Linked DNA regions of Mus musculus: region 1 is linked to region 2. The links are chromatin contacts, found by Hi-C or POLR2A ChIA-PET in ENCODE. All regions are on one chromosome and are shown on one strand. The core of a region is the stretch at or near the end of the contact, and the rest is flanking DNA. Distances in the headings are between cores, read along the strand shown.

Region 1 (6,879 bases), core at 1,405-3,904, 75 kb after region 2:
TGGCAGGTGATTCCCTGCTGGGCCTATAGGAACCAATGACTTTCTGTAAAACTCCAGTAACAATGGGAAGGTAAACTAAGTCCTAGCCCCAGCCTATTAGCTGTCCCGACCATTGTCCAGGGAGGCGGAGCCAGGGCAGAGATCAACTTTATCTGAACTAAAGAGATGGAACTGTAAGACAGAACAGCAGAGATGGAGGGAGAGAGACTTGAAAAGTGAGCTCCAGAGATCACAAAGTCCACCTGAGCAAGAGCAAGGGGAAGGAGCCAAATCCAGTCAGAGAAATGCCACTTATAAATGTGAAATGCCACTTACAAATGTCCAAGGACAAATGACCCAGAAAGAATCTGTACTCTCACCAGTCCAAGTGAGAAAAACCTTGGCATCGTTGACATATTCACAGGGGGTGCTGAGTAACTGGGAAGAAGTACGGTCAGGATAATTTATAAGTACAAAGAAAAACTTCCTCTCAGGTGTCTCTGGTTAAGAGGGAAACTATAGCAAAACCTATCTTGGAAGAGGTTTCTGTAACATGGATTTGAGATGACATCAGAAAGCAGGACTCAACAGTGTTCAAACTACTGCCCAGGACACGAGCTTGCATCACAAAGATTTGACAGTTAAATTATGCTCAGTGGCTCGACTTAGGTATCAGGAATTCATCTGGCTCTTGCTTTTTGGACACCTGGACGGTGCACTATCATACTGTTGGAAAAGCACTACTGCTACACAGCAAAGTAAAAAGTTGGTTCAACAGCACCTCTCAAGGATTTGTTCTTAAAATACGTTTATAAGCACCGGAACTTAAATACACTCGGTTGTCCCTTTTATTTTGTAGCTGTCCCTTTAGTCTTCTCATTGTGGCCTTTTTGATGGGCGAACGCTTCAACAGAGTTTAGCTGTAAGGACCAATTTAGTCAATTAGGACTCCCATGGCTCCAGCTGTATCTATGCACTATTTCCCTTGAGCAGGAATGGGGGCTCTCTGAGAAATGGCTGGTTCTGGGTGGCACCCGCCCCCACCACCTTAGTCTGAAACTTAGAATCTTTTAAAAGAAAACAATTATTTTTTTAGGTGCATACAAAAGAATAGGTTTCTTTATGACATTTTCATAAATATATGTGATTGGCCTTTGTCCACATTTTCTTGTTTATCATTGTCCTTATTTTTAGTCTTTTAGTCTCATTCTTGTGACTGCTATAAGCAGAATTTAGAATTGTATTGAAATTCAGTCCTATATACTATTAGATTAAGAATCCCCTAGATAGAGCTAAAGGATGGAACACGCCTTGAATCCCAGCACTCAGGAGTGAGAGGCAGGTGGATCTCCGAGTTTGAGGTCAGCCTGGTTTACAGAGTGAATTTCAGGACAGCCAGGGCTATAAAGAGACATCCTGACTCAAGAACACAAAAACAAACAAACCAGAAAGAAAGAAAGAAAGGAAGAAAGGAAGAAAGAAAGAAAGACAAAACAAGCAAGCAATAAAGACATTTTATATATATGGTGGAGGAATAAGATCTGATTTGCATGTTAGAAGTACCTGTCTGACACTATTGAGAACAGAGAGGTTGGCAGAGGAGTGATACTTGTTGTGTGCGTCTCTCTGTGTGCGTGGTGTGTATGTGTGTGTGTGTGTGGTGTGTGGCGCGTGTATCTGTGCAATGACGACTCCTGTTAGACGTGGAGGAGGGAGATTAATTTGAGACTTTGTCAGTGGAGCAAATAGGAACTGACTTGCTAGCAATAGGCTATGCAAGTAAGCCTCAAGTGTTGATTGATATGTGTGTGTGTGTGTGTGTGTGTGTGTGTGTGTGTGTGTGATCACTGGTCGTCATCAGTAGCGGAGTAAGCAGCTAAATTTTGTGAGACTGTGGATGTTTGCAGTTATGGTTATGGTGAGCTTAAAGTTATGGGGATGAGTGCGAAGGGTTATAACTCCTGGAGAAGGCCTCCCCCTCCCAGCCCCATTCTTTTACGAACTGATCATGGACTATATGTGGTTGGAAATGCCCTTTATAGGTGAGCATTCCGCCTTGCGTACCAGGGAACCTGGATTTTAGTCCTCTATGAGTAGCAAGTACTAGAGAAGCCCCTTTGTGGCTAGTCAGCGGCAACAAACACTGCATAGAAATTTCCTGATAGAAAGCGGCTCTCCAAGTGGGAAAGGCGTCACCTTACAAATACTTTCTAATCCTTGATGAGATACAGTTGATGTCAAAAAAACATTGTGCACTGAGTAGGATTGCAAAGCGGTGAGCAACATGTAATGGTGAATTCACTTAAGTAATCCTACTTTTTGCAGGGCTGGGAAACATTTTTTCAAAGTCGGCCTAGTTGACAAGCGCACACATCGAGCCTGTGCAGTGTTTGCGGAAGAAAAGCTAGAGAGCAGCAGGAGCCCACGTCAGCTTCTTCCCCTACCAGCCTCAGCTCTAGGGAGCGTCTCCCACGCCCAGCTCTGCAGGCGTCGCTCCGCCTCGCTCACTGCGCATGCTCAGCATCTGAAGGCTCTCTTCAACAAACCCTCAGACCACGCCCCTCGTCCTGGGTCAAGGCGGAGCTTCAAGCGCCCCTCCTGGTGATTGGATGTTGAGGTCTCGACCCCGCGCCTCCGCTTCGCCCCGCCCTCCACGCTGCTCGGATGCCTAGCTCCAGCCGAGGCGATCACTAGCTGGAGCGCACGTCAGCGCGCGCCTGAGCCCGGGGTGCAGGCCCCGCCCCTTCTCCCTGCTCCGCCCCGCCCCTCGGCCTCTCTCCCACTGCTCGGCCCCGGGGCTCTCAGCAGCAGTGCATCCGCGCTCCGCGGCCATGGAGATTCCTGGGAGTCTGTGCAAGAAAGTCAAGCTGAGCAATAACGCGCAGAACTGGGTGAGTGGTGGCCGCAGGCCGGAGCGCGGGGAGCGTGGGTGGCTGTGGGAACCGCGGGCTGCCCGTGCATCCTGCGGGAGCCGGGGGCGGGGACCCGGGCGGCGGCGGCCGGTGAAGGCGAGTCCAGGCCCGGAGCTGTCCCCTAGGCTGGCGAGGCGGAGGGCTGCGGCGGAGGCAGACGGAGGCGCCTCTGCACGTTCCGGGTGTGCTTGGCCCAGGTTTGGGTCGGTCTCCGAGTCTTTACGTTTCTGAGTTGCAGTGTACTGAGAGAATAACAATGTGGTCATTCATGGATCGGGACTGCAGGACTGAGGTTCTTTGTGTCTCTGTTTTAAATTGGAATGTCGGACACAGACATACTTTTAAAGACTCGATTTCTGGTGACAGTTAGGTGTGGGAAGATTAATAGTTTCTAACATTGAACAGCGAGTGCCAGTTGGCTTCATTGGCCAAGTGCTATGGCTTCAGAGGGTCGTTTACTTCTGTAGTTTATTCATTGGTGGTGGCAGCTAAGATGGTAAGCGCGAAGCTGGAGACCATCCAACTTTGGAGGCTGCAAAGGCCCTGCTTCAGCGTTAGATGGATTTTTTTTTTCTTTTATTCCGCAGGTAACAGGATCATGAAGTTTAATTTAATCTTGTAAATCATCACCTGCCCTTGGTGAGTCAGGAGAAAGTTAAAAAAAAAAACGCTGTTTCAGGCTAGTGTTCTTTTGAAGTCATTGATTTGCCACGTCTGCTGTCAGATTCAAGAATTCTCACTGTCTTCTTTCATCCTTTACCTTAACTTCTTAGAAGGTGAGAGGGATGTGAGATAAAAGGGAGATTAGGAGGTTGGAAGGGACAGACTCCTGGCGTGGGCTCCAGTCCCCCGCCTTGCTGTTTGTAAGTTGGGTGATCTTGAGGACAGTCACTCCACTCTGAATCTCAGGTGACTGGAGGGTGTAACAGTGTGTCCTTCTCAGGATTGTCTTTCTGAGTAGAGAAGATAACGAAGGTGAAAGAGCAACGAAACCATTGCTCTGAAACTCCGATTCAGCATCACTATTGTTGCTAACAGGATTTTACGGATAGGGAGGTAAGTTGACTAAATTGGAGTATTTCAAAGAAGTTTCAGTAATACTGTCTGTCTATAAGTCATTTATTTAAAGATCATTTTGTTATTTTTTGAGTCTGAGTGTTTTCCCTGTGTGTATGTGTATGCACCAGGTGCGCGCCTGATGTTCCAGAAGGGTGTGTAGGATCCCCTTCGGGCTGCAGTTACAGGTAGTTGTGAGCCACCATTGTGTGTGTTCTGGGGATCCTCTGTAAGAGCGAGTGCTGTCAACTGCTGAGCCAACTCTTCTGCTGCCCTAATTCATTTATGTATTACATTATTTGCTAATGTAGAGATCCATATTTGACAGCTATAAAAAACCATGGGGCTCAGGGCTTGCTTTGCAGTTGCCCATGGCAACTGATTGTTAAGGGCATATGTTTTTATGGGCCACAGTGAGTGGCCTAAGATAGGAGTTTTATTGCAGTTTAGAGGCAAGGTTAGTTTGGCCCCAGGGGTTTTTATGAGTTTATGGAGAACCTCATATTTCTGAGGTGGGTGGAGCCATTACATCCCTGAGCGGAGACATGTTTGACTACTGAAGGTAGTTTTTGTTGGGGAGCAGAGATAAAGATGGGGTGGAGCAGGGTTGTGTAATGTAAATGTTTGGCTAAAGAGTTAGGGTGATTTTTCTAGGAGATTTGGAATGGAGTTAGAATTTTTTAAATTTTTCTGAACTTTCCTTTTTTTCCAGTCTCTAAAAGAATGACCTCCTCTAACACACTTAACTCATCCGATGGGTGTGAGTGTAAAAAAAAAAATCTATGCACTATTATGTTAATGTTCTCATTCCATAAAACGGGCAATCCAGGAAGACTGGTTTGCAGAGGAAATGCAGGCACCGACTGTGCCATCGTGAGGATTAAGTTGGCAGACTAGAAGCCTGGTTGACATAGCCACACTGTTTAAGGTGTTCTTGTTGGCCAATCCGGTGTGAACAGTTGAATGGCTAGCTAAAAGCAGGAAAGAAACGGACAGGAAAGACCAGACTAGACTGAGGCGATGACAGGGAGAGAGACATTAAAAGATGGTCCTGAAGTTTTGATCTGGACGTTGGGAGGTAGGCTGAAATGTTGTATCTACGTTAACTTGTTGAGTTTTTGCAGTGTTTCCCTGGGTGGGGTTTAAAAACCAGGACCCTGAATGTGTCCATGTGCTGTCCCAGAACTCATAGAGTTACCACATGTAGCGTCTCCATTTTATAAATGAGGAAACGGAGGGACAGGGTTAGATCGTGGTAAACAGCCAAATGAAAGAAAGGCTACATTAGATCGTGGTAAACAGCAATCTCGGCCAGTGAGTCAATTTCCAGACTTGAGACAGTTTGCAGATCCAGAACCCCTTGAATGAAGGGGTGGCCAGGTTCCTCTGAGGAAGGATCTTGATAAGACACTCAAAGGTTTTGCTGTTACCCTTTCTCCAGTTCTTCCCCAGAGGGACCTACGGCCTTTTACAAGGGTAACTGTACACTGGGGAAAAGGAAATAATCAGACCACCAAGAGCAGCAGCAGCAGTGGAGTACAGGCATCTGGAGCCTAGAGGATGTCCAACCGAGTCATGCCATTATAAATTTCACCTCTCCTGTGCTGACCATTACTGGGTATGTTATTATAAACATTCTTTTGTCTACGCTGTCCATTATAATAACTAGAATCACCTTGTCTCGGGCAATTCAGTGCTGCCACCTGGCCCTTGTTACCTCGGAATCCAACTAAACCCAGTGAATTTAATTCATCTAATTGAGCAGAAGCATCTCCAATGCTAAGATCTGGCACAAGGAAAAGGGAAAGAACAAAACCCTTCAAATGTGCTGGTGCCCCTCTCACCAATTTGCGTCTTATAGAGCTGGTGAAAGGCATATCTTCTGGACCTTCCCATTGTGGACAATTATGCTTTACACAATATATCCACTCTAGCATTGCAATTTCCCTAAGTCTTAAAATCCCTTCATCAACACTAAGCCATGGAATATCAGGCATCTCCAAGTCATTTCCAGTAGGCCATCTTTTGATAAACACCTCAGCCAACCATTCAAACAAACTTTTGACACCTTTTTTAACTATGCGAGCTTCCGTATTAAACCTAGAATCTCTACTCAGAGGACCCATGTCAATAAACTCAGCCTGCTCTAGTTTTATGTTCCTTCCACCCTTATCCCACACCCTTAAAATCCATTCCCACACATATTCAGACACAAGTGGCTGAAGAGCCCTGTGAAGAGAACATGTTTAAGGAATTCCAATACCCTTGATTGTCAATTTATAGATCTCAGAAAGCATGTTTTAACCCTCCCCCAACTTCAGGCTTCAGGGACAGTGCTGAAGGCTCATGGTCATGCTCACCAGGTGACCTTCCTGTCCACTTAAAACTTGTCTCCATCAGGACCCTGAATCTTCTCACCTCTCACTGGTCAGTGTTTAAGACTAGGATAATCTTAAGTCTACTGAAAGTTCTCTGCAGAACCAATGTTTTCCACTCAAATCAGTTGAGAGCCCAAATCAGGATCCACATATCATTCATTGTCATTAGATCTCAATACCTTACAAGAATAAGTTTGTTTCCAGAGCCTAATGTATGATATAAACCACAGTTTCCAGAATATGCAAAACTTGTAGCCCAACTCGAATTCTAAGCCTGTATCTGAAGGGACAGCCTTAGCTGAAATTGTAATTTTGTGTTCAGAGAAATTGAATCACCTGTATAACTTAAAAGAAAAAGACATAAAAATAAGTGGAGAAATATAAATTAGATGTCAGTAATATGATTTGTTTAGCTTAATATAGCCCAGATATTTTCACTGAATTTATATTTTTAATATATATACAAGCTCAGTGCTATTTGTGATCAGTGTAAAGTTACTGATGCTTTAAGCCTTTTTGGTATGTACCGGTCTGGAGGGTATTTTGCATTTATC
Region 2 (7,034 bases), core at 2,579-5,078:
GGAAAAAAAAAAAAAAAGCAGGGGGACCAGGGATGTAGTCCGTGATAAAAGCACAAGCTTAGCCACCCGGGATTTGATCTTCCACAAAGACTCAAAAGTAAACAAACAACAGCGCGTTCATTTCTAAGTCTGAAACCAGCCTTTGGAGAAAGCAGCTAAATTAAATAGATTTATTTACTCTTTAAAATGCAAAGCATCTGGGAAAATAACCGTGTTGTATATTGAAATTTCATGCAAAGCTGCTAAAAAATAAATAGGGAAAACGTGGGTTCAGCAGTTAAGAGTGGGTACAGAGAACCTGAGTGAGTTTGATTACTAGCACCCACTTTGGGGGGGGGGGGCTCACAACTATCTGTCACTCTAGTTCCAGGGAGATTTGACACCTCTAGCCTCAGAGGTGCCAGGACTCAGGTGCACAGACCCACACACATATACATAATTAAAATTTAAAAAAATAAGAAAAATGTTTAGAAATAGTGATAACTGGAGACAAACAATATGGGATCGGTTTAAAAAACCAAAAAAAAAAAGTGTGAGAATATTTTAGTGCAGAAGTCATTTTTATAATTGAGTAGGGGACGAGTTAGAAACTGTAGAGAATACACCCAGTTTTATAGAGACCAGCTTTCCAGTTTTTCACTTTGGGAAATTTCAGGTCACTGCCACAAATCGCGTTCTCCCCAGTCAAAAGGAAAGTAGGAATGTGTGCCATGTTGCTGGAGGGATGGCTCAGAGGTTCGGAGCACTGACTGCTCTCCCAGAGGACCCGGGTTTGATTCTAAGCACCCACATGAAGGCTCACAACCATCTATAACTCTAAATTCTAGGGGATCTTCTCTTCCTCTTCAGACCCCCATGGCCCCGCATGCCCACCGTACACAATCGTCCTGTCAAGCAGATCACCCATACACAAAAGAGCGAGGGCCACCCTCGAGAGGTTGTACTGCGACTAGCTATAGGAAGCGGGTCGCACCACCCAGAGCAATCTCAATACATGCTAGCTCCAGCTCTTACACGCACAGATGTGCGAAAACCAGGAAGGTATAATGGTTATGTGATTGCTACGGTGAAAACAGATTTCTTCTGCCCATTTTCCTACATACTTCTTCACATTACGAGAGTCACACACAATGGTAATCCTGATAGAGCTCCACCTTAGCTCTTTGTTAATAGGAAATAAATCTTTGTTGAGGTAAACACACCGTTCATATCTCATTTCAATGAATCTTTTTTACATTATTTAAACTAGTCAAGAGTCTTTACTAGGTAAAGCAAGATGTCCTCCTAGCCTCACAGGAACGTAGGAGCTCCAACGGAAGAACCATCGGACAGACAGCCACTAATCGGACAGACGGCCACTAGAGAGGTAGCCCAGTCATGGCTTGCCTCCTCACGGGTCCCAGCCCTCTTGCTCTTGGACCCCATAATACTTGGATTTACTTCTACTGGACTGTAAGTCACAAGGGCAGCGACAGCATCTCCTTTACCTCAGCATTGTTATACAATAGTGGCTTAATAAATGTTCAGCAAATATGTGAGTTGAACGACTACCTGATACTCATAGTTCATGACTTGATTCCACCAGAAGATAAAGGAAAGCTATGCTATCTTTAGTCTAGAATTCTTAGGAATTGTTGGTGGCGGGGGGCGGGGGCCAGGAAGCAGGGCATGGTAGTGCATATCTGCAGTCCCAGCATTGGGGAAACTGAGGCAGGAGGATCTCAAGTTCAAGTAGCCCTACACAGGAAGATTGACCTTCCTGGCTCTCTCTTCCCTCCCTCTCTTTTCCTCAAAATATAGCCTCAACATATCACTTTTTAAAAAAAGGCCATAATCTGTATTTCATTGTTTTAGCAAACAAAAGATAACTTCTCTTTCTCTGTATATTTTGTTTAAAGTTGCACGGACGCCGGGTGTGGTGGCGCACGCCTTTAATCCCAGCACTCGGGAAGCAGAGGCAGGTGGATTTCTGAGTTTGAGGCCAGCCTGGTCTACAAAGTGAGTTCCAGGACAGCCAGGGCTACACAGAGAAGCACTGTCTCGAAAAACAAAACAAAACAAAACAACAACAAAAAAATTGCACGGACAGGAGAGCTAACGCAGGACTTGGTTATTACCTTGGGTCCCCTACATCCCCACAGCCACTGCCTGCTCTCCACACTACCACCGCTGTAGATATGAGACCACGTGCTTCTGGTCCTTCCTAATACCTCCTAGGACTTTCACCAAGCTCTGGGAAAAAGAAACTCGGGGTGAACAACCTAGAGGTGTTGCTGAGTTTTTCTAAAGGTTCAGAAGTCAACCAGTTTGACTTACAAATGAAACGAACAGTAAATTAAATATTAACTTGCTTTTAAAAAACAACTCCTTTACTTAGGAGATCGCTATGAAACACGACTCTATCAGTGGACCAAGGAATATGGTCTATAAAAACAAAAACAAAAATGAACTTTGCTTGCTTCTAGGAAAGGAGAGGAGAGGAGAGGAGAGGAGAGGAGAGGAGAGGAGAGGAGAGGAGAGGAGAGGAGAGGAGAGGAGAGGAGAGGAAGAAATGGTAAAGAGTTCGCTACAAATACCTTCTGCAGAGTCCAGGCCTCTCATTCTCTGTGTGTCCAGCTGCTTTGATGTCTCTTAAACATTTAGTAGCTCCCAGGACAGAGGGTGGGGACAAAACCTTCTTAGGTATCCACCTGCAACGTTTAACTTCCTGGAAACCTCCCTTCCCACTCTAAGGGAGTAGACAACAATATTTCACGTGCTAACCTGGGCCCGCCAGATCTGTCAGAAGGAAGCTGGCATTTACCTAAGCCAACTGGAACTTGCTATTATTTACAGGTCAAGAGTTAAAATTTATTGAAGTTTGCTTTGATGAAAGAGGTTTACGTTCAGACTTTTGTACTTTCCAGCCTTAATTACTAACCTCATTAATCCTTACTTAATCGTTGCTATTGTCTAAGGTAGTCCTAATGCCATTTTTACCTGTTCGGGATGGTTAACATAACCGAGGTGAAACCAAAGAACTGAACAGTTAAAGGATTCAAAGTTCACGCGAACACACTGACAAAAAGAGTTGAGCCTCTTCAGTATTTCAAACACATGTCAAAATAATTTAAGGTCATTTTAGAAATAAGCAAGTCTTGGAAATAGAGGAACGGCGGATTAATAAAAGATTACAGGATATAGCATTTGAACTATTTGCTTCTGAGACAGAACGATCACCGGACCCACAGATTGTGACGGGGTAAGGTCCACTCCCACCTCTCTGTGCTGACAAATCGAATCTCCCTTCCTTAAGGGGCGCGGGTCTGAACGCCAAAGGTCCTGTTGGGCAGCCTGGAGCTGGTCTTGTGCACAGCTTGTCAGCGTGTGGCAGCCTCTCCTCCACCACTCGAACTTCAACCCTGACCCCCCAGAGCGGCACTGCACAATCTACGGTTTAACCTGTGCCATTTCAACACCATCACCAAGTATCCGAAAATGGGTCGCAAATGAATGAGCAGCAGGCTGGGAGGAGAGACAGCCACCAGCTGACCCCCAGCAGATGAAAACTGAGCAAGGATGCCCGGGGCGGGGCGGCCTGTGGGGAGGCGGTGGCGACCAGAGCCACGTCCCCCACTGGAGCCACGTCCCCGCGCGCTCCGCAGGACGCGCAGCCCGCAGCCCATCCTCCTCCCGGCCCGGCGCTCACCGCTCGCAGCCGGTGCTCGCACGCCGGGGGCGCTCGCTGGGCGCAGAGGACCCGGGGGACCGGGCCCGAGAGCTGCAAACTTTGCGCGGGTCTCGCCCGCATAGGTAGCCGCTCCGCCCCAGGCCGCAGTCCGGGCGCCGCAGCGGGCCGGGCTCCGGGCGGCTCCGGCGGCGCCGAGGGCGGGGTCTCCGGCCGGCGGAGCCCGGGGCAGCGCGCAGCTCTGTTTACCGCGGGCCCGCCCTCCTCCCCAGCCCGCGCCCTGACATCATTCATTCTCGCACTCTCGCCAGCCCTCTCCTGCTCCCAGCCGTGACTCACCCCGGGCCCGAGGCTCCCGCGGGCTCCCGCGACTCCCGGCGACCGAGTCTCTCCGGACGCCTAGCCGAGCTCGAAAAACCGGTGCGACTTCTTCGGGGAGGCGATCCCAGCTGGCCGACCGACCCTCCCTCCCCTCTGCGGCCCTACAAGATGCGGCGAAGGAGGGGCTTGGCAGGCAGCACGAGGTGGCTCCCGGCCGCAGGCTGAGCGCAGAGCCGGGCAGACCTCCCTGAACGCGGGCGGGGATCAATCTGGGAAAGTTCTCTAGGTGCCGCTCCCAGCAACTTTCAGGGGTGGGGCAGGGAAGGGATAAGCCACCTCCGCACCTCCTCGGGTTTCGGAAACTGCTTCCTAATAACGACGTGTGCGGGCCAGGGGCACCCGCTGACTCAAGGGGTGGTGCCCCGCCTAGGTCGAGGGGGTAGGTTTCCAAACATCACAAGACCGCTTGGCGAGGTTAGTCACCACGGGCCTGGTGGCACCTCTAGGTGAGCTGGAAGGGTGCTTGTTCCCGGTTAGTGAGACTAATGATGCTACCCACCTTGTCATTTGCTCCGTTAGGTGAATTGCGTCCTGGCAAGGATGAGAAACCGGAACCAGAATGACTCTGAAAGAGTGACTCTCCACTTAAATGAACCTGTGCGTTTCTGTTGCCTTGGGGCACAAGTGTCCATATGTGTGTGTGCCCCCCAACCCCCATCCCCGGCCCCGGCTGATCTTACCAATTAGGTTGCAGGAAGGGTTGCTTCTGTCTAAAAATGGCCAAGGATCAGCATTTCTTTGGAGTCGTTTCCACACCTTGTAGCAGTTTTCAGTCAACCACGGTCGTTTTGGAGGGTGTCACTAGGCATCCAGGCAGCTGGCTAAACCTCCAATGAGTTTAATTGATAGAAATGCTTTTTATTGCATTGCCTACTTCCCTTCTGGTTTTAAGTTTGAACGTGTAGGATTGTACAGACTGTCCTATGGGAGTTAACATAATCCACAAAAACAACAATAAGCATTTCTGGTGTTTTGTGTGGGTATCATTTGTGTCAATAATCATTAAACCCAATGGCAGCAAAATAGAACTTTGGAGGGGAGGTGCCAAGGTGGCAGGTCACAGATGATGTCACAATCCAGAAGTTTAAGTTAACCTCTCCTGCAATTAACCACAGGTTAGACTTCATTGTGGGGAGCGCACTTGTTTTCAAGTTACAGAAAGGTAGGAACCCAGAAAAGAGCATCAACAAATAAATTTGTTTTCCTTGGGTTTATTTTTCCTTTGCAATGAGGAGTTCCTTTTTACTTTTACAAAACCTAGGCATTTTGCCCAGAAGGCAATAGAAATGGATTGGCTTGCTAGCATGCTGACCAAGTAAATAGAAATTTGAACTAACATTTTTTCCCCCCCAGACAACCACAGATGTAATTCAGAAGTTTAGTGTCTTGATCCGTGGGTGCAGAGAGGGTCAAGATTCTATGTAGGTGAATCTGGGTGAACAACCCACCTACCTCCTACTTCATAATTCAAATATTTTTACATTATGGAGATATATACCTAATATAAGTATACCTATATACTTAAACCTAAGTAAAGACCTGAGGAAAACGACGCTGTAGGATTTTTGAACTGTGTACATGGGTGAAGTTTTAAGAGCCCCAAAGCCCTCAGCCCTGGGTGTACCGTTGCAGGATATGATTGCTATAGATTCTACATAGACCTCTGTGCCGAAAACTGTTAAATGGAGAACTAGGAACATGTGGTCCTTTGTGCTTCAGTTGCCTATTCTGTCATGCCATTTACAGAAAAATAAAACTGGGAGTGCTGAAACACTCCCATAATTCTCGCTTTTGGGAGCCAGAGTCAGGAGCATCGGGAGTTCAAGACTGCTCTCCTCCATATAGGGACCTCAGGTCAATCTGAGCTACATAAGACCCTGCCTGACTCCAAAACTCTCAAACAAACAAAAGACAAACAGGTAAGAGCGAGTTTCTGAAGGAGCTCGGTGTAGTTTTTCTGTGATGTTCACTGACTTTTAAAACAGCAGATTCTGGGGTTGGAGAGAGTACTGGCTGCTCTTCCAGGGGAAGGGGTGGGTTTCAATTCCCAGCACTCATGGGGCAGCTTACAACTGTCTATCACTCTTGTCCCAAGGGATCCAATGCCCTCTTCTGGCTTCTATGGGCCCTGCATACACAGGATGCACGAAAACACCTATAGCATAAAAATAAAAATGTAAAAAGAAAGCAAATTATTTATCTAAATGCCCTTGTTTTAACAGTTTCTTTTCACTGAAAGAGGTTTCTTCTTTCTTTCTTTCTTTCTTTCTTTCTTTCTTTCTTTCTTTCTTTCTTTCTTTCTAACCTACTAAAGTTTACTAAATCCATGGTTCATCATCTTTTAAAATGCTGTTTGTTTGGGCTGAACAGATGGCTCAGCGGTTAAGAGCACTGGCTGCTTTTACAGAAGACCCAGGTTCAATTTCTAGCACCTGTATGGCGACTCAACAACCATCTGTGACTCCAGTTTAGGGGACCCGACACCCCTTTTCTGGCTTGCACAGGCACCAGGCAAAGCACCTACACACATAAATCTTTAAAGGATAAATGATGTTGGTGACCTTTCTAAAGGAGAGAACGGCGATGGAAATGAAGCTCAGTGACAATGTCCAGCTAGGTTGTGAGTTGGATCCCAACTAAGGAAGACAAATGACTACATTGGCTTCTCTGAAAGGGTGGTGGTAGGCCTGGGTGTGGTGCTACAGAGCTGTAATCTGAGCCCTGTGTGGGATTGTTAGGATCAAGCAGTCAGAGTCAGCCTGGGCTACATAGTGAGACCTATCTGGAGAGGGGTTGAGAAGAGAGGACAGCTCGTAGGTAAACAGGTTCCTGTCAGTTCCTTTTTGAAGCAAGAGCACACCGTAAATCAGCTCTTAACAAATATTTCTTTGGTTTGATAAAACAAACTGATTAACGCAGGGAAAAATAGTAGTTTTCTCCTCGTTTATTTAATCTTCTGCTTTCAACATACCCAGAGTCAGGTATT

The links. Hi-C counts contacts between places; a loop is a spot of excess contacts on that map. ChIA-PET counts read pairs that join two places held with the same protein, here RNA polymerase II (POLR2A).
Region 1: POLR2A ChIA-PET joins it to region 2 with 24 read pairs in Patski. The contact joins the promoter of Papss1 here to the promoter of Sgms2 in region 2. A Hi-C loop is called at or near these places in 1 of 37 maps with a recorded cell type or tissue (Patski). POLR2A ChIA-PET finds 5 or more read pairs at or near these places in 3 of 5 experiments (Patski and embryonic stem cell).

Annotation. Positions count from the first base shown.
Region 1 is chr3:131,562,114-131,568,992 of GRCm38, forward strand. It overlaps Papss1 (3'-phosphoadenosine 5'-phosphosulfate synthase 1), which reads left to right and starts at 2,655. Exons shown (of 12, transcript NM_011863.2): 1 at 2,655-2,870. The coding sequence starts at 2,811.
Region 2 is chr3:131,486,402-131,493,435 of GRCm38, forward strand. It overlaps Sgms2 (sphingomyelin synthase 2), which reads right to left and starts at 3,829. Exons shown (of 6, transcript NM_001379585.1): 1 at 3,689-3,829. It overlaps Gm36753 (a long non-coding RNA gene), which reads left to right and starts at 4,115. Exons shown (of 5, transcript XR_003954556.1): 1 at 4,115-4,645; 2 at 5,164-7,034.